Regions from separate parts of the Homo sapiens genome. Here region 2 is linked to region 1. A link is an interaction called in ENCODE POLR2A ChIA-PET data of the cell type or tissue named here. Cell type or tissue: MCF 10A. All regions are shown on one strand. Each heading gives the region's core, and the rest is flanking DNA. Links, peaks and the distances in the headings are about the cores only. Region 1 has its middle 900 kb from the start of LINC01911. Region 2 overlaps QTMAN (queuosine-tRNA mannosyltransferase).

Region 1 (10,253 bases), core at 1,110-9,109:
TCTCTCTCCCCTTGCCACTTCTTTAAAATTTATACAAACTCTCTCAAAATAGCTCATAAAAGGAAAACCTCACTCAGCATAAAGTTACTATACTGTTAAAACTATGTAAAAGTATTGGGAAGCTATAGGGGAAAGTTTGAATCAACAAATATTTTCGACATTCCTACTGGTAACTCCAAGGCCTTTTTTTTTTCTCTGTTCTTCTTCCCCCTCCTTGTCTGTTACAAGTTATGACGTGTGGATGAAGGCTTTTTCCCATGCAGTAATGACTGTATACTGAGATTTCAAGGGGCTGTTCATGACAATCCCATTTTCTGTGTAATTTCATGGTTGTCTTCTTGAATGAAGATATTGGCTGCTCTGAAGCAGGGGTCAGCCGCTCCTGCTCCCTTTCAGTATTGTTCCGGAGTATGTTTCCTTTCAGCTGATGAAAAGTAATTCATCATTTACACCCCTGAATTCTGCCAGCATTTTTTGAACAACTTTTCTTTCCCTGTGGTACCTTAGGCCCATGAAAGAGATAAATAGGTTCAATACAACACCAGGCCCCAGATCCTGGGAGCAGGTTAGGCCTCTGAGGCCCCAAGCTGCCCCTTTCTCATGATAGAGTTTGTCACCTTTCTACCTCCAGAAGTCAAATCCTGTCGACTCAGCCATCTTTCAGGCTCTCTGAAGTGGCTTTGGCACCCACTGGGGCATGTGAGTTTAAAATTGATTTTTTTTTTAAGATCTGTCAAGTTCCCTTAAGGGACGGAGTTGACAGCCAGCAGGCCTCAACTATCACAAAGCATTCAATGTGTAAAAGACACCTAAGGAACTTCCTTTGAGGGGCCAAAAGGCTTCAGACTTTGTGACACATTAGAGGGTGCTGTTGCTAAGAAACTGGCTTTTGGCAATAGGATTTTTTTCTGCAACTCTGCCACTTTGGGAAGTACTTTAAGCTACCTCTCTTCTTATGGCAAAAGACAACATTGCCTATTATGAAAACAAGATGCCCCCCAAAAAGATGTTGAATGGACTCATTACATGGTTCTTCACACTCCAAACGCCTATTACTTAGGCATTTTAGAAATCAGTTAACTCTAGTATTTGTACCCGCTTTCAGAAGAATAAAACATTAGGCAATCTGACTTAATCAAAATAAAGTCTGATATTTGTTTCTAAAAGCAAGGATATTAAGTGTTTAGGAGTTGGGATGTTGTAGAAAATCATGCAGAGATAGATTGTTCTTTCTCAACTTAGAGTAAACAGTGACTGGCTTAACACCCTAGCAGTAAGTAGTATTGCCCAGGCTACAGCTTACATTTGGTTTGTTGCAAAATAATTCTGGTGCAGGTATGGCCATTTGTTCCTGCCCAGGGTCTACTGGATCAAGCAACTGTTTAATTCAGCCTTTTATTTAGCCATCACCTTTAATTTTATATGTTCTCTTGGAAGTCAAAATGATAGGAGCAGGGTCCTCCTATATTGTTTTAAAGGATAATGAAATATTCTATTCTTTGTGTTATTGATTTTAAACAGCTTCAATATAGCAAATAATTCTTTTTGCTGTTGTTGTAAATGAAGGAAACAACTTAGCTTCTTTTAGCGACCACAGCATAACCACGTTCTCCTGCAAAACTATTTGTGCAGAGCAAGCACAACATCCTTCGGAAGATTAGCAATTCCTCAAAAGAAGTCAGAAGACAGATTTTCACATTCAATTCCAACCTGTGTGGTTTGAAGGCCGTGAAACTTTCAACAACAATATAAATACTGCATGTGTCTCTCTCTCCCGAGGCTGGATTTTACCGACTGGTATGTGAAAGGCCAATTGTATAAGCAGGTGTAGGTCTGAGTTGAAAGGATTTGATGGCATTAATCTCCCTTTAAGAGGTCTTGTTTTCATGGGCTGTTGTCAAACACAACTGAGTCATTCTGTGACTATAACTGCAGTTATCTGTCCCTTGTTATAGAGAGTTGCCCTAACTTTTGAGATAATTTCTGCATGACTTTTCCAAAGAATGTTTCGGTGTTCTCTATAGAGAGAGGTAGTATGGCAACGAGAGACAAATATAGGCTCTGCAGGCAGACATACCTGGGGTTTAAATGTTGGTTTGCAGGATCTGTGTTGCTTCAGTAAATTCATGAAAATTCTCTGAGACGGAGCTTTCCGTATACAAAATGAGGACAATAATAGCTGAGGTTTAAGTGAGGTTATGCATGAAAAATACCCAGCATGGTCATTGGCATAGAAGTTCAATAAATGATAAATATTATTCCTCCAATCGACCAAATATATGGCATGATTTCATGGTCCTTGCCACTGAAGCTCAGACATCATGAATATTAGCTATGGATATTAAGCAGTTATCCTCCTAATTCCAAAATACTAAACACGTTAATTTCCAGACTAGAGAGATGATTACCTAGGGCTAAGTCAAGAATTAACCCTGATAGTTGTGAAGTCATAACCTGGTCAAAATATAAAAGGAAATGCTGAGACATTGTCTGCACGATTTATTACTAATACACCTAAGGTTACTAATAAAAACAAAAAGTGGCCAGGCACAGTGGTTCACACCTGTAATCCCAGCACTTTCGGAGGCCAAGGTCGGGGGATCACCTGAGGTTGCGAGTTGGAGACCAGCCTGACCAACATGGAGAAACCCCGTCTCTACTAAAAATACAAAATTAGCCAGGCGTGGTGGCGCATGCCTGTAATCTCAGTTATTCAGGAGGCTGAGGCAGGATAATCACTTGAACCTGGGAGGAGAAGGTTGTGATGAGCCAAGATTGCGCCATTGCACTCCAGCCTGGGAAACAAGAGTGAAACTCCATCTCGAAAGCAAACAAACAAACAAAGGACTAACAAAAAGGAGCTGGTGAGAATAGATGTTAATACTATCATACTTCTTTTGTTACATAGGCTTAATTTGCATTGCCGTTATTGACTGGCTGGGCCCTTCATCCTGTAAAATGAATGTGTTGCTTTCATGGGATGAGTGAATGTGGTCCTTCTGCTTGTTGGTTCATTGATATTTGGTCAGCTCTCCTAGTTTCCTGGTATATTTAGTGTAGGTGGATCATAATTATTTTGCGAAAATTTTCCCAGGTGATTCTAAAGTCTAGCCTGTACTGAACATCACTACCTTAAGTAAATAAAATTTAATAACTTGGTTATAATTTTTTCATGAGCTACATGTCAGTAGCCATAACCAATTTTCTGGGAGAAATAGTACACAAGCAGGTAGTTGCTGAGTTGCCAGAGACAAAATAAAGCAGCTGAAGTTAAAGAGAAACAGAAAGAGAGTCTTCAATGTGTGAAATAATAAATTATATTGTTATCTCACTGTATCCTCTTAAGAATTAGTAACACACAGCAATCTCACTCAACAAATTGATGGTATAACGGTACACCACGTGTTTAAAGTTTCTTTTAACTCCTCTTCCATGTAAACACATCGAAGAGATAGAAATGGGACTCACTTTGGCCTCCATCACTTTCCACTGCAGCTTTAAGTTATCTAGTTCCTTTTTCTAGGAAGTGTCCCCCGACCTTAACAGTAAATTAGATGTGCCCCTCCTGTGTTTGTCTCGTGCCCTCCAATTTCCATGTTACAGCGTGGGAGTGATTGAATGAAGGCGCTGAGCACAATGGATGTACTGCCTCATTAGATTGTAGGCATTAGGATTAAGTACCCACGTGCAGAGGAATCATCCCTGTTTCTCCCATGCTTATTTCAGCGTTTGTCAATTGCAGTAACTTATGGATACACTGATAAGTGTATGAATAAATAAATGAGCTTGCCACAGAGAATTTCCCACAAACAACAGCCTCCCAAAAGGCTTAATATGTCAAGTCTTTGCTCAAGAATATAACAATTGCTCTAATACCAAATATTGCCATATTCTTTTAAGAAAGGATGACAAAAAGATCCATGATTCACTAGAATAAAAAAGATGGACTTTCTATCTTGAAGTGAGAAAACTGTGGAATTCATTCAAGAAAGTAGAAATGAGGTGGAACAGGCTCATCCTCTTTCCATGTTGGGATATAAGTTCACCAGGAGGGTGGGAAGAAATAAGCATCTTGCCTATCTTGGACATTTTTACAGCTATCTCTGATAAAGAAAAACTGCAAAAGTTTCAGTGCTACACTTCAATGCATCTATGTGTTACAGGGTCATCATATTATAGTCATTATGGTCTATAGACCATAGGCTCACTTCCCTCCCTGGTCTATTATAACTGACCGTAATGTACCATAGAGGTTCACGATATTCTCTTCTTGACTGAGCTTGGAGAGTATCTATTTCACAGTGTATTCCTCTTAAAGGGTGAGTCTAAAAATGGCAATAGACAAGGCACTTATCTGTACATAAGTATCAGAGACAGAATGGGAGGAAATGATGCACTTCATGGAGTTGCATTACTTCTTCAGTACAATTTGTTGCACTAAAAACAAGAAAGAAAGAAAGAAACGTAATTTGGTAAATGGATTCTAGTGGTCTGAAAGAGTTAATGTGCCTCTTTCCACTAGAAACAGTGAGCCATTTATATATAGGCAATCCCTTCTCTTCTCCTGAGTCACATCACTGCTTCAAGAGACATTTTAAAATGGATCTTCACAGACTCCAGGGATGGAGCAAGAGGATTGTTTTCACTGTCAGTAGTAACTACAAAATGAGTTTGTACTTTCTTTTCTTGTTTATCCATTTTTTCCCCCTGTGGTGTCACCCAGAAATGAAGGTTTGAAAGATATCCTTTCTTACATTTGGATTGAGTGTCATGGGGAGGTTACCTATTGGTGTTCTTATTTCACCCATGCTATAACTTGAGGGATTAGCAAATACTCTCTATTATAAGAAGTGCCAACTTGTCCTTCAAAATTTTGATAGATTTCTATTAGTCAGCTTCTTTCTTTTTACTACCTATTATCAATTCAATTATATTTATGTAATATCTGTTTCAGGATATTTCAAGCATAATTTTGCTTAGGCTCATTTTTAAAGTATATCAGCTTTTTCCTTAATCATAATTTAAATGGCTACTAAATGCATCACCACTTTTTTAAATTATAAGTTTTCCCACAAATTCATTATGATTATAAGAAAAATTTTCTTTGTGGTTTTTGCATTCTTTCAAAAATATCCTTTCCCAGAACAACCTCCCTTGAAATCTTCTATTTTCATAATAAATACTTATCTAGGTGTTTCAATAGTAAATATTAAAAAAATTAACTTTTATTCACTTATTTTTCAAATTCTAGAGCACGATTTTGCAAATCATCATCTTTAACTGTGCATACATGTGGATTACTTTTTTTGCCTTAACAAGTTTCAACCCTGCTAAGGGTATTTTATTAAGAAACAAAACAAAATAAAACAAAACATTTCCTGTCTATTTTCTCTTCCTGCCCTGGAGGTGTATTTCAACATTCACAAAATACCTGACTACCCTTATTTTCCTTAATGTCTGTCCAAATAGCATCTGCTGTGTCAGCTAAACACCCACAGCATTTCTTTTTACTGGCTATCATACGTGTGCAATATTGAGCCCTCCCTCCTCCTTCTTATTTGGTTTCCACTTTCAGTAAACCTTATCCTAGCATTTTAATTCCTCAGTCATTTCTCTGACTCAACCATAGCATTTCCATTTCAATAATATCATGCTTATCCTTGATACTCATACTCATACTTATCATCGATAAGGCTTTGATGTAATAAATCCTTGATATAATATCGTACTTATCCATGCTATGAGATATAATCAAAAATGAAAGCAGAAACTTAAGATACAGAGTAAAATATATTACTTGCCAATTTTCCACAGTAACTTTTCATCATTACTCCAAAATTACTTTTTAATGCAAAGAGTAGTTTCAATCACATTGAGGCCCACATGATTCAGATACTATCATAATCACAATTAGATTACATTACTGCAATCAGGAATGGAGATCATTAAGAGAAAGAATATAAATTGCTTTAGTTTTACAAGTACTGAGCTAGCAAAATTATAATTAATCTCCATTTATAATCTTTTCTTTCATAGAACTGCAAAGCATGCTACTTTTTTTAGGCCATCAATACAAATTAGAACTAAGTAATAAAGCCCTAACTACTACTACTGTGCTGTTCACAATTGAAGAAACTTTCACATTATGTATAGAAGGCTTTTGATACAAACAGTGCCCATAGAGTAGATTGTTTCAATGCAAGAAGTGCAAGTATCACAAGGTGCTATACAGCAAACAATGCTGCAGAAACTATCCTTCTTCTCAGCGTAATCAGCTTTTGCATTCCATTTCTTAAATGGGATGGTGCTACTCATGGAGATGAAGAAGCAATTACTTACAAATCACAGTGAGTGCCTCACTCTGTATGTCCCAAGTTTTAAATATAGTCTTTTAAAAGCGCATGAAATAAAACCATTTTAAAAATTCAGGATATTGAGACCTTCAAAATGCAATCTATTATAATTACTGTAATTGCTTCATATTTTTAAAGTGAATTAAGTTCTGTTATACCATGATACACCAAGTCCTTATATAGTACTATATATACCTTTTATTTATTAGTCCTTAAAAGCTATCATACATTAAAACAGAATATATTATTAAACTCAGATTTTAGTGAATACATATAGAAAATAGCTAATATTATACAATTTCAGATTTTTTTTTCCCACATTGCTGAAGTCAAAACAGTGCTAAAAATTTAACAATTTCTTCGAACTCATTTGGTGGCAAGTTGACCTCACATGAATTCATTTAGGAGGAAGCTAACTTGACATGAACTAATTTAGCAGAAAAACTTGGCCTGAACTTGCAGAAAGTTGCTTATATTCCTTATCAGTGATTTTGTTTGACAAATAAAAATAGTATATATTTAAGGTTTACAACCCAATGATTTTATGTACATATACAATGTGAAAGGATTATCACCATCAAGTTAATTAATATCTCTATCGCCTCACATAGTTAACCTTTTTGTGTGTGTGATGATGACATTTAAGATTTGTTACACATATTGTTAACTATAGTCACCATGCTGTACACTGGATCTCCAGAATGTATCCGTCTTGTAACTCAATGCTTGTACCCCTCGGTCAGCATATCCCCATTTGTCCCCTCTTCTAGTCACTGACAGCCATCATTCCACTCTGTTTCTATTGGCCCAACTTTTTAAGATTCCACATATAAGTGAGATCATGCAGTATTTGTCTTTCTATGTCCAGCTTATTTCACTTAGCATAATGTCCTACAAGTTCATCCACATTGTCAAAAATGGCAGAACTTAGTTCATTTTTAAGGCTGAATAATATTCTTCTGTGTGTGTCTATGTATCAGATTTTCTTCATTCATTCATCTGTCAATATACACTTTTGTTTCATAGCTTGATTATTGTGAATAATGCTGCAATGAACGTGGAAGTATGGGAGCACAGATAGCTCTTCAAAACAGTGAATTTACACACACATACGTAAGTGAATTTATACACATTCACACGCATATGTACGCATATGCATGTGTGTGTCTATATATATATATATATATTCCAGTTGTTCTTGCACAACATTGTTTTAACTATTCAGGGTCAGTTTAGATTTGTACAAATTTTAGGATTTTTTTTTCTACTTCTGAGAAAAATGTCATTAGAATTATGATAAGTATGGCATCAAATATGTAAATCACATATATATATATATATATATATATATATATATATATATATATATGCCCTGAAGTCCTGAAGTGGTGAAGTGGGATTGCTAGATCATATGATAAAGTTTTAGCTTTTTGAGGAACCTCAATGGTGGCGGAAATGTAAATTGATAGAATCATTTTGTTATTGATTCTATCAATTTACATTCCCACCAACATTGTCGAAGGGTTCTTTAGTATTCACATTTTTACCATCACTTGCTTTCTTTTGACTTTTTGATAATTGCTATCCTAATGGGTATGATGAGGTGATATCTTTTTGTGGTTTCAATTTGAATTTCAATGGTTATTGGTGATATTATGCACTTTTTCATATACCTGTTGGCCATTTGTATCTCTTCTTTGGGAAAAAAAAAAAAGAAGTCTATTCAGATTCTTTGCCCATTCTTTAATCAGGCTACATGCTTTTATGCTGTTGACTTGGATGAATTCCTTATATATTTTGGGTATTAACCTGTTCTTGGATACATGATTTGCAAATATTTTGTCCTATCTATAAGTTGCCTTTTTTTTTTTTTTTTTTGAGATAGAGTCTCACTCTGTCACCCAGGCTGGAGTGCAGTGGCACGATCTCGGCTTACTGCAACCTCCGCCTCCCGGGTTCAAGCAATTCTCTGCCTCAGCCTCCCGAGTAGCTGGGATTACAGGTACCTCCCACCATGCCCTGCTAATTTTTGTATTTGTAGTAGAGATGGGGTTTCACCATCTTGACCAGGCTAGTCTTGAACTCGTGACCTCATGATCCACCCACCTCAGCCTCCCAAAGTGCTGGGGTTACAGGCGTGAGCCACCATGCTCGCCAGCCATAAGTTGCCTTTTAATTGTGTTGATTGTTTCTTTTGGTGAAAAGAAACTATTTAATTTGATGTGGCATAATTTGTAATATTTTTGCTTTTTGCTTTTTTGTCTGTGCTTTTGAGGTCATATCCAAAAAAATCATTGCCCAAACAATGTCAAGGAACATTTTCCTATTTTTCATCTAGTAGTTTTACAGTCTCACATCTTAAATCTATTTCTTTAATCCCTTTTGAGTTGATTTTAGTGTATAATATAAGGTATGAGTCCAGTTTCTTTCTTTTGCATATTGATATTCAACGTATTCCCAGTGTTATTTATTGAAGACATTATCCTTTACTCATTGTGTATTCTTGGAAGCTTTGTGGAAGACTAGTTGACTATATATATGTATATGTGTGTGTGTGTATACATTATATATATATGTAATGTATACACACATATCACTTTATTTGTGAGCTTTCTATTCTATTTTATTACTATATGTGTTTGTTTTTATGGTATTGCCATAATGTTTTGATTGCTACAGAGTTATAATTTAATTTGAAATCAGGAAGTCTAGTGCTTCCAGTTGCACAACAGTGTTTTAGCTATTCAGGGTCATTTTAGATTTGCACAAATTTTAGGGTTTTTTTTCTACTTCTGAGAAACATGTCATTGGAATTATGATAAGTATGGCGTCAAATATGTAAATCACTTTAGTATAGAAATTTTAATAAAATTAATTCTTCCTATTTAGGAACATGGAATATCTTTTTATTGATTTGTGTCTTTAATTTCTTTTATCCATGCTTTATAGCTTTCAGTGTATAGATCTTTCACCTCCTTGGTTAAATTTATTCCTAAGTATTTTGCTATTTTGATGCAATTGTAAATGGAATTATTTTCTTAAATTCTTTTTCAGACAGTTTGCTGTTGATGGATAGAGGTGCAACAGAATTACAAATGTTTATTTTGTACCTTGAAAGTTTATCAAATCTGTTCATTAGTTGTAACAGTTATTTGCTGGAGTCTTGAGGATTTTTCTCTACATAAAATCATGTTATCTGCAAACAAAGCCATTTTACATCATCCTTTTCTATTTAGATGATTTTACTTCTTTTTCTTGCCTAATTGCTCTGGCTAGGATTTCTAGTACTATGTTGAATAGAAGTGGTGAGAGTGGAGATTCTTGTCTTATTACTGTTGTAAGAGGAAAAACTTTCAGTTTTTTACCGTTGAGTATGATCTTGGCTGTGAGACTGTCATATATGTCCTTTACTATGTTGAAGTATATTCTTTTATACCTATTTTGGTATAAAGGAATCCATCAGTGATGTTGGCCTGTAATTTACTTTGCTTCTCTGTTTGCAGTATCAGGGTAATGCTAGCCTTGAAGAATAAGTTTAAAAGTATTCAATCCTCTTCAGTTTTGAGGGAGAGTTTGAGAAAGCTTGATGTTAATTATTCTTTAAATGTTTGGTATAATACACCAGTGAAGCAATCTGGTCCTGGGCTTTTCTTTGTTGGGAGATTTTAAAATACTGATTTAATCTCCATACTCATTACTGGCCTGTTTATATTTTCCAATTCATCATAATTCAGCATCAGAAGGTTGCTAGGAATTTATTCATTTCTTTTAGGTATACAATTTGTTCACATGTAATTGTCCTAGTAGTTTTTTTTATCATCCTTTGTAGCCCTGTGTTATAATTTATGAACTCTCCTATTTCATATCTGATTCTATTTATTTAAATCATTTCTTTTTTTC
Region 2 (10,253 bases), core at 910-8,909, 2.0 Mb before region 1:
GGTGACTGTATCTTGAATCTATTCAACACTTAAATCTTGCTGACTCACTTTATAATCAATGGGATAAAGTTAAATACCAATTCTTAAATCAGGTCTGTCTGGGCAACACCTTATCATCAATTGTGCAGTGGAAAGAGGCTATGAGAATAACAAAGCCAAGGGAAATCTTTTTTCCCCTTTAAGTAGTAGTTTCCTCATCTAAATCCAACATTTAGGGTTAATATCCCTTTACTAGTTTAATCAATCAATAAGCAATTATCGAACACCAACTATGTCCTTAGTATCTAGCTAGACACTAAACGTTCTATTTTTCTAGAATCAATGTAACTTTTAAGATATGATAAAATGAACTGTAAAGCATTATTTTCTGTTATATTTTTCAGTTAATGAAGTTCATAAAATGAACATCAAGAAACTTAACTCATCAGTTGGTACAACTTTCATTCTCAACACCATCAGTCTGACATTTTTTATAAGCACTGAACACAGTTAAAATGTACTGTGGAAAAAAAAAACACTTGCTAAATTACAAGGAGCTTTGTGGGAAGAAAGATAATAAAACCAAATCAGAATTCCTGATTTTAGTTTATTGCTAAGAATTTTCACTGAGTAAAATGGTACAGTTTGATTTGGCATTCTTATAAAGTGGAGATAATATCTGATCCTGGAGGAATGTCACAGAGTTAAAGGAAATGTATATGAAGCACCTAGCACAATGTGTGGAACATACTCAGCATTCAATAAACAGCAATTTTATGGTATGTCAAATACATTAATCTCAGGAGTTTTGTCATTACAGTGATAATTATCGTACAGCTAAATATCTTCATCTTCTTACTTTAAAAATACATAAAAATGAACTGCATTTGCTTTTTCAGATCATGTAAAATTAAAACCAAAGCAGCAATACTTTGAGGTTATAAAATATTTTTTTGGTAAAGTTAAAATCTAAATAAATATATCAAAATGGATATATTTTATATATTCACAAATCAGTAATATTTCTATAATGATTTTGGAAAAAGCCGAGTCAATTTAATTAAATGTGTACAACAGTATACCTACTTTGTGCAGTGTGCTATATTATGGTGTTTTTTACAATTGTGGCTAATGGTTGTGAAATCAATTTAGAGCAGCATAAAAAGAAATTAAATCAGAAAAAGAAAACATCAGAGTGCGTCAAATGTAGTAAGAATATGTATTATAAAAGCCTTGTTTCAATTATAAATATGTCTACATTAATAGGTATACTGAGCCACAATGTAAATATATATCTTGATGTGGATCATGGTCAAAAGTTTGAAAACACAGCTGTACTAGGATCTTTGGGTCATATCAGGTTGTGTCAGATACAACTGCCATTATTCTCAAGAGCCTTCTATTATTGAAGTATGTATGATAAGTACACTGCAAAATGCCAACAAAATCTCATGGACATTCAAAGAGAGGAGGTAGTACATGTGTTTGAGAGGCCTGGGAAAGTGGGTGAGATGACTCTTGGAAGATGGGTTGAGCTTTGACAAATAAAGGAGGAGGGAGGGGCACTGGATGGTGAGATATGAGCCATCTTCAGGGAACACTGACTAATCTAGGCTACAGTCCAGGATATAATGTTCAAGGATTGAAGTAAGGCTAGGAAGGTAGCTGAAACCATATCAGGAAAGTCAGAACAATGAGGCTGTACTTAATGTGATAAGATCAGAAGAGAAGGTGAGATACATGGGCTCATCTTTAGGAGTGTTTTTAGTCAGCCTCACAAAGACCTAAAGATAAACTCAACAAGAAAGAATAAAAGCTCCCATAGGATACTTGAAGGTGAAGAACGAGTGAGAGGCAATGACAGGATAAAAAACACACACCAGGGTAGCTGGAATAATTGCTGTTGGCAGCACAGGTAGACATCAGAACGGTGAGGAATAAAAAGTGTTTTCAATATACCTTTTTAACAAATCTGCACATGTAACCCCCTGAACCTATGATAAAAGTGAAAAAAAAAATACAGGTAGAAAACAAAGTGTATTGAAAAAGTATAATTATTATGCTTACGGGTTTCATAATACACATTTCAGAAAGCGTCACTAAGTAAAATCCCCTTGCGGGTGGGAATTTTAAGTCTGCATTTTAAAAGCTGAGAAATCTCCAAGGTCCCTTCTAGTTCTATCTTCTTTGGAATGACTTTATTTTACAGATGAGTAAAGTAAGGCTGAAAGAGGTGACATGGCTAATCAATGGCAGAGCTGGAACTAGACCCTGAGCCTTATAAATTCCAGGACAGTGTTCATTTCATGGCAGCATATATCTGATGGTTTCCATTTCACAAATGTAACAATTTAGCCAAGGAGAGATATAGCTGGAAAAACTCACTAGTTGGATCCAGATATTCATACTCATTCCCTGTTGTGCTGCTTTCTGTCAGAGACTCCTGTTCTGATAGGCATTGCAGGAAACAGGAATATTAAAACAAGCAGGCCTTCCCCCATAGTCTTTTACTGGGGAAATATTATTTTGACCATACCACACTCCAAATCATGACCATATACAACTATAGGAACTGAAAACCAAGTATAGCAACTACATCCTAAGAGCTCCCATCAACCCTAAATCTCATATGCCTTTACAGGCTTTCAAAATTAAGGTCTGTTTCCAATTTCCTATTTGTCTAGTAATGTCGATCTTTTCCATTAATTAATTTATTTTCCTGTGTCTTTCCCAAGTACACATTTCTCAAACTTTGAGGACAGCTTATGAAAATGACAGAGCATTTTCCCTCAGTGATGTTTTCATATTTATAATTTTTGAGAACAATTTCTTGAGAGATGTTTTGGGAGCTGTATTCCAGAACTCATTATCTTCATGGTCTTCCCTGGTAGGATGGATAAATGATCTTGCCTTAAGAGTGGCAATGGATCTTCTGGTTTCAGTAGAAAAGATTATTCTACTTACAGAAGCTGCAGGAGTAGACTTTAAGCCCAGGGACTGGCATGCCTGGGAGTGATCCTAGAAAAAAATGGATTCTCACAGGACACATTGAGGAATGAGAGTGAGTTGTTACCAGTTACTTGCAGCTGGTGAATGTTCTGAGCATTTGGGAGGGAAGGGTATCAGCCCAGTTAATAAGCCTTTCCTGAGAAAGGAAAAGATAGCTTCACAGGTACTGAATGGGAACCTCATCCTTGTTAGGGTATCAATAAAAGCTGGGCCAGGATAGCACTCCCACCAGGAGTGCTGCAGACTCCTCTTCTGTGGGGCTGTTTCAAAAGTTCTACTCTTCACCTACAAAGTGCCTTCCAGTCAGTTATACCATGGCCCTATTATGGCAGCCAAGTGATAAGTGATATATATATCACTATGGTGCAGTGTGATACATGCTTTGCAACTGATGGAATGAGTATAGATGCCATGAAACAATAGGAAGGAAAGAGAAGAGGAAGGTATAGAGTTGGGATTTTGCCAGGTGGAGAAAGGGTTTGACTGTGTCTACATGGGGAGGAAGAAAGGAATTTAAGCAACAAATAACACAAGACATAGAGGTGGGTAAGGGCACAGCTGTATTCAGGAAATGGCAAAGATAACTGGAATTCATGAGGAACTAGCCTAGGGTGAGATTTTGAAGAACCTCCCCCGCTATAAAGGAAATTAAGTTCATCCTGCAGAAAATCTGACACAAACACTTATTATTGTTATACTATTATGATTATCTTCTTGGATGTTCTAGGTTTAGAAAGAACACTGATAATAGCAAGTGGATGAACTCAGTGTCAAGGTATCCAGAGTCTGGGAGACTAATCTGAAGCCTTTGTAGGAGTCAAGGGCCCAGAAGAAAAGGGCAAGAACTGGAAAAGAGCCAACAGAATCAGAAGGAGGCATGGGATCAAGAAAGAATAGGATCTTAGTTACCTGTTCACTATGGGACAGTAGAGAAGAGAAAGAGGCAAGAACAACTTTTGTCATTTGTTTTTTTCCTTCTTGGAATTATTTCCATGGGATACATTTCCTGTGAAATGTCTGAGTTAAACAAAGGGTAGAGTAATATAGTTCAGGAAAAATAATGTGCATCACCATCACCATACATGCAGATGTTGCCCCACAAGTGGGCTAGTCTTAGTTACAAGTCTTTACTTTTATTGTTTTGTTCAATGCAACTGCTCGGTCATAATTTTTTTTGTATTTATATGTACTTCATTACTGGTAAAATTAGAGAGTTTTCCCCCCTAAAATTTGATTTAGTATTTATTTCTTCTGATATTATCACCTCTTTTGTTTATTAGCTGTGTGACCTCAGGCAAGTTATTTAACTAAAGCCTTAGTGTCCTCACCTATACATAGGGGAAAGTAATTATACTTATTAAGGGGATTGTTGTCATACAAAATGAGATATCAGAGTAAAAGCCTAGCCCTGGCTTGGTGCAGAGTAAGAATTCAGTAGATTACTGTACTTATAATAATGTGTTGATGCTATTGCAAACCTTTACTTATAAATGTATAATTTGTTGTTTTATCATATAAACATTTATTTTATTCAATTAACTGATTTCACTAAGAAAAAATACTCTGTTTTTGAGCTGGGATAAGTGTATTAGTAAATTGTGTTATCATAAGTTTGTGGGCTCTTAAATGTATATACAAGTTGTATTTCTGCTTCTCCATTTCTGCCTAGTTTTTTTTTTTTACTTTCATATTTTAAATCTCTATGGTACTCTTTGAAAAGTTCTCACTTCATACATGTTCTGAATTTGGTAGGACATGTTTTCCTTCATGATTCCTTTGCTAGTTTGCCCTTTCATTTACTTATTTTGTTCAGATTTTAGAACCACTTTGTGAGGATATGTAAAGTAATATTCTGGCACCCTAATTGGAGTCTTGTTAAATTCATAAATTATCTTAAGAGATACCATCATTTCTATTTAGCATGTATTCTTTTTCTGTCAGGAGCTTATATGCCTACCTTTAATTGAATCTTCCTTACTTTTCCCATTATGTTTTGTTGTTTTCTTTATTTCAGCAAAGGACTGGGAGACAGAAGCCTTCAGTTTGAATTTCAGATTCTTGAAGACTAACTTTCTCAATCATATTCTCGGGAAAGTAACTATGTGTTCATTTCTAAGAATCATGTGAAGATGGCTCTGTCTACTGAGAATCGACTTCAAATGCATGCTACTAAAATGGAGCTAATATGCGTCATTTCCTCAGCTATAATTTGGGGAGGTTAATACTTGTTAAATCACTAGACTGCTATAAGGTTTGCCCATAAACATTGTAAATAATGTATTCAAAATTATTAAAATGTTACAATATAAACAAGAATGTGATATAATAAAATGTAATTATATAAACATTTTTGTTTTCTAATGAGCCAGTAAGATTCCAGAGGGGAGGAACCATGTCTTCATCTCTTGGTATCCACAATACTTTACATGGTGCTAGACCATAACAGGAACTCAGTAAGTAATTATATGTTAGGGAATGAATAATGATAAAAAAATTATAAGGAAAAGGAATAGGTTTAGGGAATGGTATGGTCTGGAGAAAAATGAGTTTATTCAATCTTACTAGTACATTAACTTCATCTCAATGTATTTATCTTTTGTTGTTTTTTTGAGACAACAAGGTCTCTCTCTGCCACTGTGCCTGGCCTAATCTTCTTATAATTCAACATTTATCAATACATTAGTAGCTTTCCTTTTGCTAGGCTCTCCTTGTGACAAAATTTTACAACTTTATATTAGTGTGATGTATGTTATTTGTGTCCTAGAACCTTTCTAGTATTTCCCCCTTAGTATAGCTGCTCTGATGAAAATGAGACAGGAGCTGGGAGCTGAGTGAAGGAGAAGATGGAAGTGGAGGGAAATGTTATATAATTATCCAACATTTGACTCCAGAGCCAAGAACCAGAAATATGCCAAGATCATAGTAATAACCATTGTCATACCAGATACTAACCAGAAGCTTTCCATATACTGTTCTTAACCTCAAATTAAAGGTGAAACAGAAAGACTTCTGTCTGCGAAAACCATAGTTCAGGTTTTTGGTTTCCTTGTAACCTTTCTGGCTGCCCTAATGTCTAAAGCTAAAACTCCTTTTCCCACCATGTCTGCAGCATGGAAAGAAGAACGCTTGTTTAAGTCTTTGGCAGTTCACAGAAAATAATATTTTGTTTAGAATTACCATTTGTGGGAAATTATTAAGTACACAAACACATTCCACTTATTTGATATCTTAAGCATTTTGTTCTTCTTCTTTTTTTTTTTTTAATAATCTCAAGGGCTAACAATGTGACCTTATCATGAGAATTGGCCAAAACTCAAATATTTGCATTGAGGAGCTTCTAGGCTTTTTGGTTCATTTGTAATATGGAGTCTGATGCAGATGCTTTATGTAGCAGAATGACCTTTCCAATTTTCTGAATAAAAACAAAATGAACTTTTAAGGTACAGGATCATTCATGTCTCCTATGGATCCAAAATGTATTAAAAACTCATTCCATGTACAAACTCTGGAGGCAAGTCCATGAGTCCTATAATAAAATCTGCATAGTAGTTTAGATAGCACTTTCCCTCAAATTATCTAATTGTGCTGAAATCCTCATTATAACTCACTGAAGTTGATAGGGCAGGTGATTTTATTATTATTTCCCTTTCCCATCTCCTCCTTTTCATTGCACAGATGGATGAACATGAATTAACTTAGAAAGCTTCAAGAGACCCAGTCCCAAGCCTGGTTTGCTGAGTTCAATTCCCACAAATCAGAGTTTCTCAATCTAGGCACTATTGACATTTTAGGTTGGATAATTATTTGCCGTGGGGGCTGTCTGGTGTACCACAGAATGTTTAGCAGCACCTCTGGCCTCTACCTACTAGACGCCAGGAGCACCACCCCATTGCACAACAGTTGTGACAGCCAAAAATGTCTCCAGACATTGCCAAATGTCCCTGGAGGTGGAGGTGGGAATCTCTGGTTGAAAACCACTAAAAGCTTTTCAAAATGCCAAGTCACCTGCAAGTGATAAGTAACTCCATTTCTACAGAGACTACCTCCACTTCATATCTGCTGTGCTTTCCAGGACATAGTTGCTAGATGCGTCTTCAGATACCAGCTGGGTTGTTTCCAGCAAGAAGATTACAGGCAATGAAATAGTTGTCCCTTATCCACAGGGGATGAATTGCAAGACCTCTATTGCATGCCTGAAACTGTAGGTAGTACTGAACCCTATATTTACTGTTTTTTTTTCCTATTCATTTCACATGAGTGGCCAGGAATTTCTCACCGTTATCAACTCCTGCTTTCTTACCTGTAAAACAGGGATGATTCTGTGAATTTCCCTGTAGAGCACAGGCTGAGCACTTGCCTTTGAGGTAGACTGATTGGGTGGTTTCAGGCGAGTGACTTAACCTCCCTGTGCCTTACTTTTTTCAGCTGTAAATGGTAATTCCAACAGTGCCAATTCACAGGGCTATTGTGAAGACTACATAAGGCAATGCATAAAGGGCTGAGAACGGCATCTAGCACATGCTATGTGCTCAAGAAATGTCAGTTCTATCATTTTTAAGGAATGTTCTATTAAGTGATGAACAAAGCACTGGAGTGGGACTATAAGTTTCAAATGTCACAGAACATGTCTACTTCATTCACCATTGCATCCTAAATGTTCAACAGTGCCTGGAACAAAGAACGTATTTTAAAAACATTTATTGAAAAAATGTAGCAGTGACTAGGGCTGAGGAAAACGGACTCCCAGGTTCTACTCCAAACCCTGCCACTATCTACTGCCCATCTCACCCACTGCGCCCAGCAGTGAGGCCTTGGGAAAGTCACTGATTCTAGATCTCTCATCTCCTGTAAAATGAAGGGATGATGCAAAAGATCTATAAACTGTAGCACTATAAATTGTAACTGACACTCTTAATTCTACTATACATTTTAGGAAAAAGATTACAAAAACTTTGTAACAACATAATTTTTGCTTGAAAACAATCAACAGTATAGAGACTCTACAAAGTTGCTGAGTTATAGTTTTCAAAAGAAATTTAGTGATGATTGTTTGCTTCATCAGAAAGGGCAGTAAAACTTGGCACTAATGCCATCACTCAGTGGTGTGCCACTTTCCTCCCAAGAGTTCTGTAGAGAGGGAAAGAAAACAAAGCTGAAAACAGAGTAATCAATGGTCCTGCAGTGATACATTAAGCCTTTCTTGGTTTTCCAATCCTTCTGGCTTGTATGTGAAAGAGAAATGCTTGACTCACTTATAGGCAATGTAATCAAAGTGACTTAAGCTTTCAGAGTCTGTTTCCCTACCTATAAAATGGGATAGGGTAATACCTACCCTCAATGGGAGTATCATGAGCATTACATAAAATAATCAGGCAAATGGCCAAGAAAGAAGCACACTTTCAATTAATGGAAGTTATTAATAGCATAATAATAATTGCAATTATTTGCAAGAGAACCATATCCCTACAAATGTTAACAGCGTTAAGAGTAATTCTTCTGGCTAGGTATCACATAGTATATAATTTTTTTTTTTTTTTGAGACAGAGTCTCACTCTGTTGTCCAGGCTGGAGTGCAATGGCATGATCTTGGCTCACTGCAACCTGTGCCTCCCAGGTTCAAGTGATTCTCCAGCCTCAGCCTCCCAAGTTGCTGGGATTACCCGCGTGCACTACCATGCCTGGCTAATTTTTGTATTTTCAGTAAAGATGGGGTTTCACCATGTTGGCCAGGCTGGTCTTGAGCTCCTGACCTCAGGTGATCCACCCACCTCGGCCTCCCAAGGTGCTGGGATTACAGGTGTGAGCCACTGCACCTGGCCAGAAATGATAATGTAGTACCCAAAGAGACATCAGACAAAGAAATGCATGCCAGCTAGGTAATCCTTTTTGTGGAAGCGCTAGATAAGAGATTACGAATGCTGAATGGTGAGCTGGGGAAAAATTAATGTTTAAAGTTAGAGAAACAGTTGGGTCAGAAAAAAAGAACATGAAAAAGCAGTATACCTCAGTGGCTAAAGCACTACCTAGCTGAGTGGCCTATTTGTTTCTCCACCTGGGAAAAAATGGAGGTAGCAATACTGAACAGGATTGTTATAAAGGATTACAGAGTTAATATTCATGAACAGCTTAGAACACCTGGAATACAGTAAATGCTATCTAAGAACCTGTTACATAAACTAGAGGGGTGACAATAATGGCTGAAGTGATACAGAATGGCCTGTTAGGAAGCCTTTGTTGTAGAGACCAGCAAAGCGGCCTTCTAAGGGCACAACCTGGAAAGTTACCAGCTCTTTCATCCATTCCACACCTGGGCTCCTCCTCTGTGCAAGATGAAGTGCCATGGCCGTGAAGACTCAATTCACATTTGAAATGGTAGAGATGAACCAGTGGCTGAGGCAGAAAAAAATCTCTGTTGCTACTAGGAGTAACAGAAGCACGTGTATAGACAATATGCTATCCCTTCCTGTGGGCTTCCACAGTACTCTCTGTGTATTTCACAGCATCCCAGTTAGACAGAGATCCCTGAGGGGGAAACTGAGTGCTGTTCACTGTGGAATCCCCCCTCCACAGTGCTCAGTAAGTATGTGTGGAAGCGAAGCCAAAGTGAGCAATAATTACTCACCTGTAATTACTGAGCACTAAGTACTTGGACCCCTAACTGCTCCACACCCTATTTTCAACCCTCCATATTGCTCTAAATAACTCAAGGTCAATGTGTGGGAGAGGAGAGATGTAATCCCAGAACTTAGGCTTTTGAGTAAAAACCGAGTCTTCTTTGTAGTGGTGGCCTGAAAGTACGCAGTGGTAAGACCAGCTAAGAAGCCTTCTGATGGGGGGAATTTCCTCCAGCATCGTTTCTCAATCCATCCACAAACACCTCAAGGCTGGTACAAACAAAACTGAACTTATGAGCTTTGCAAATGAGCTGATCTTTTCTTTCCTTCCTTCTGTATAGCCACCCATCTATCAAATTCTCTTCTGTGCTTTCCTTGAGAACATCCCTCTCATACAGCCCTCTCACTAATCTCTCTGCCAGCACCTTACAGGATCACACTGGGATTACTACCAGAGGGTCTTACTGTGATTCTGTCTACATATCGTTGCGAGACACAGCTTCCTAAAATACAGGTTTCATCATATTTCTTTCCTGTTCAAGATCTAGGCTCCCTATTCCTTATCTTTACCCAATCTACTTTGGTTATCAAGCTCCTCCATATTTGGGCCCTACCCTACCTGTGTAATGCACATACCAACTTACTTACTAA

Evidence for each region. ChIA-PET counts read pairs that join two places held together with the same protein. Peaks named below come from ENCODE experiments on the same cell type or tissue, not always from the same donor. Only the 100,000 strongest peaks of a DNase experiment are listed, where the experiment ranks them.
Region 2: POLR2A ChIA-PET joins it to region 1 with 7 read pairs; 2 of 35 experiments call an interaction of 5 or more read pairs at or near these places.

Annotation. Positions count from the first base shown.
Region 1 is chr2:145,934,663-145,944,915 of GRCh38, forward strand. No RefSeq gene overlaps it. Among named protein-coding and RNA genes, the nearest start is that of LINC01911, 900 kb to the right of the region's middle. RefSeq lists an enhancer at 58-1,053. In MCF 10A, for the core only: no CTCF peak of the experiment used is centred there; a DNase peak (open chromatin) is centred at 5,469.
Region 2 is chr2:143,958,824-143,969,076 of GRCh38, forward strand. The region is part of intron 8 of QTMAN (queuosine-tRNA mannosyltransferase); the gene reads right to left. QTMAN-AS1 (QTMAN antisense RNA 1) reads left to right here. Exons shown (of 3, transcript NR_110237.1): 3 at 5,003-5,333. Among named protein-coding and RNA genes, the nearest start is that of QTMAN-AS1, 27 kb to the left of the region's middle. In MCF 10A, for the core only: no CTCF peak of the experiment used is centred there; no DNase peak of the experiment used is centred there.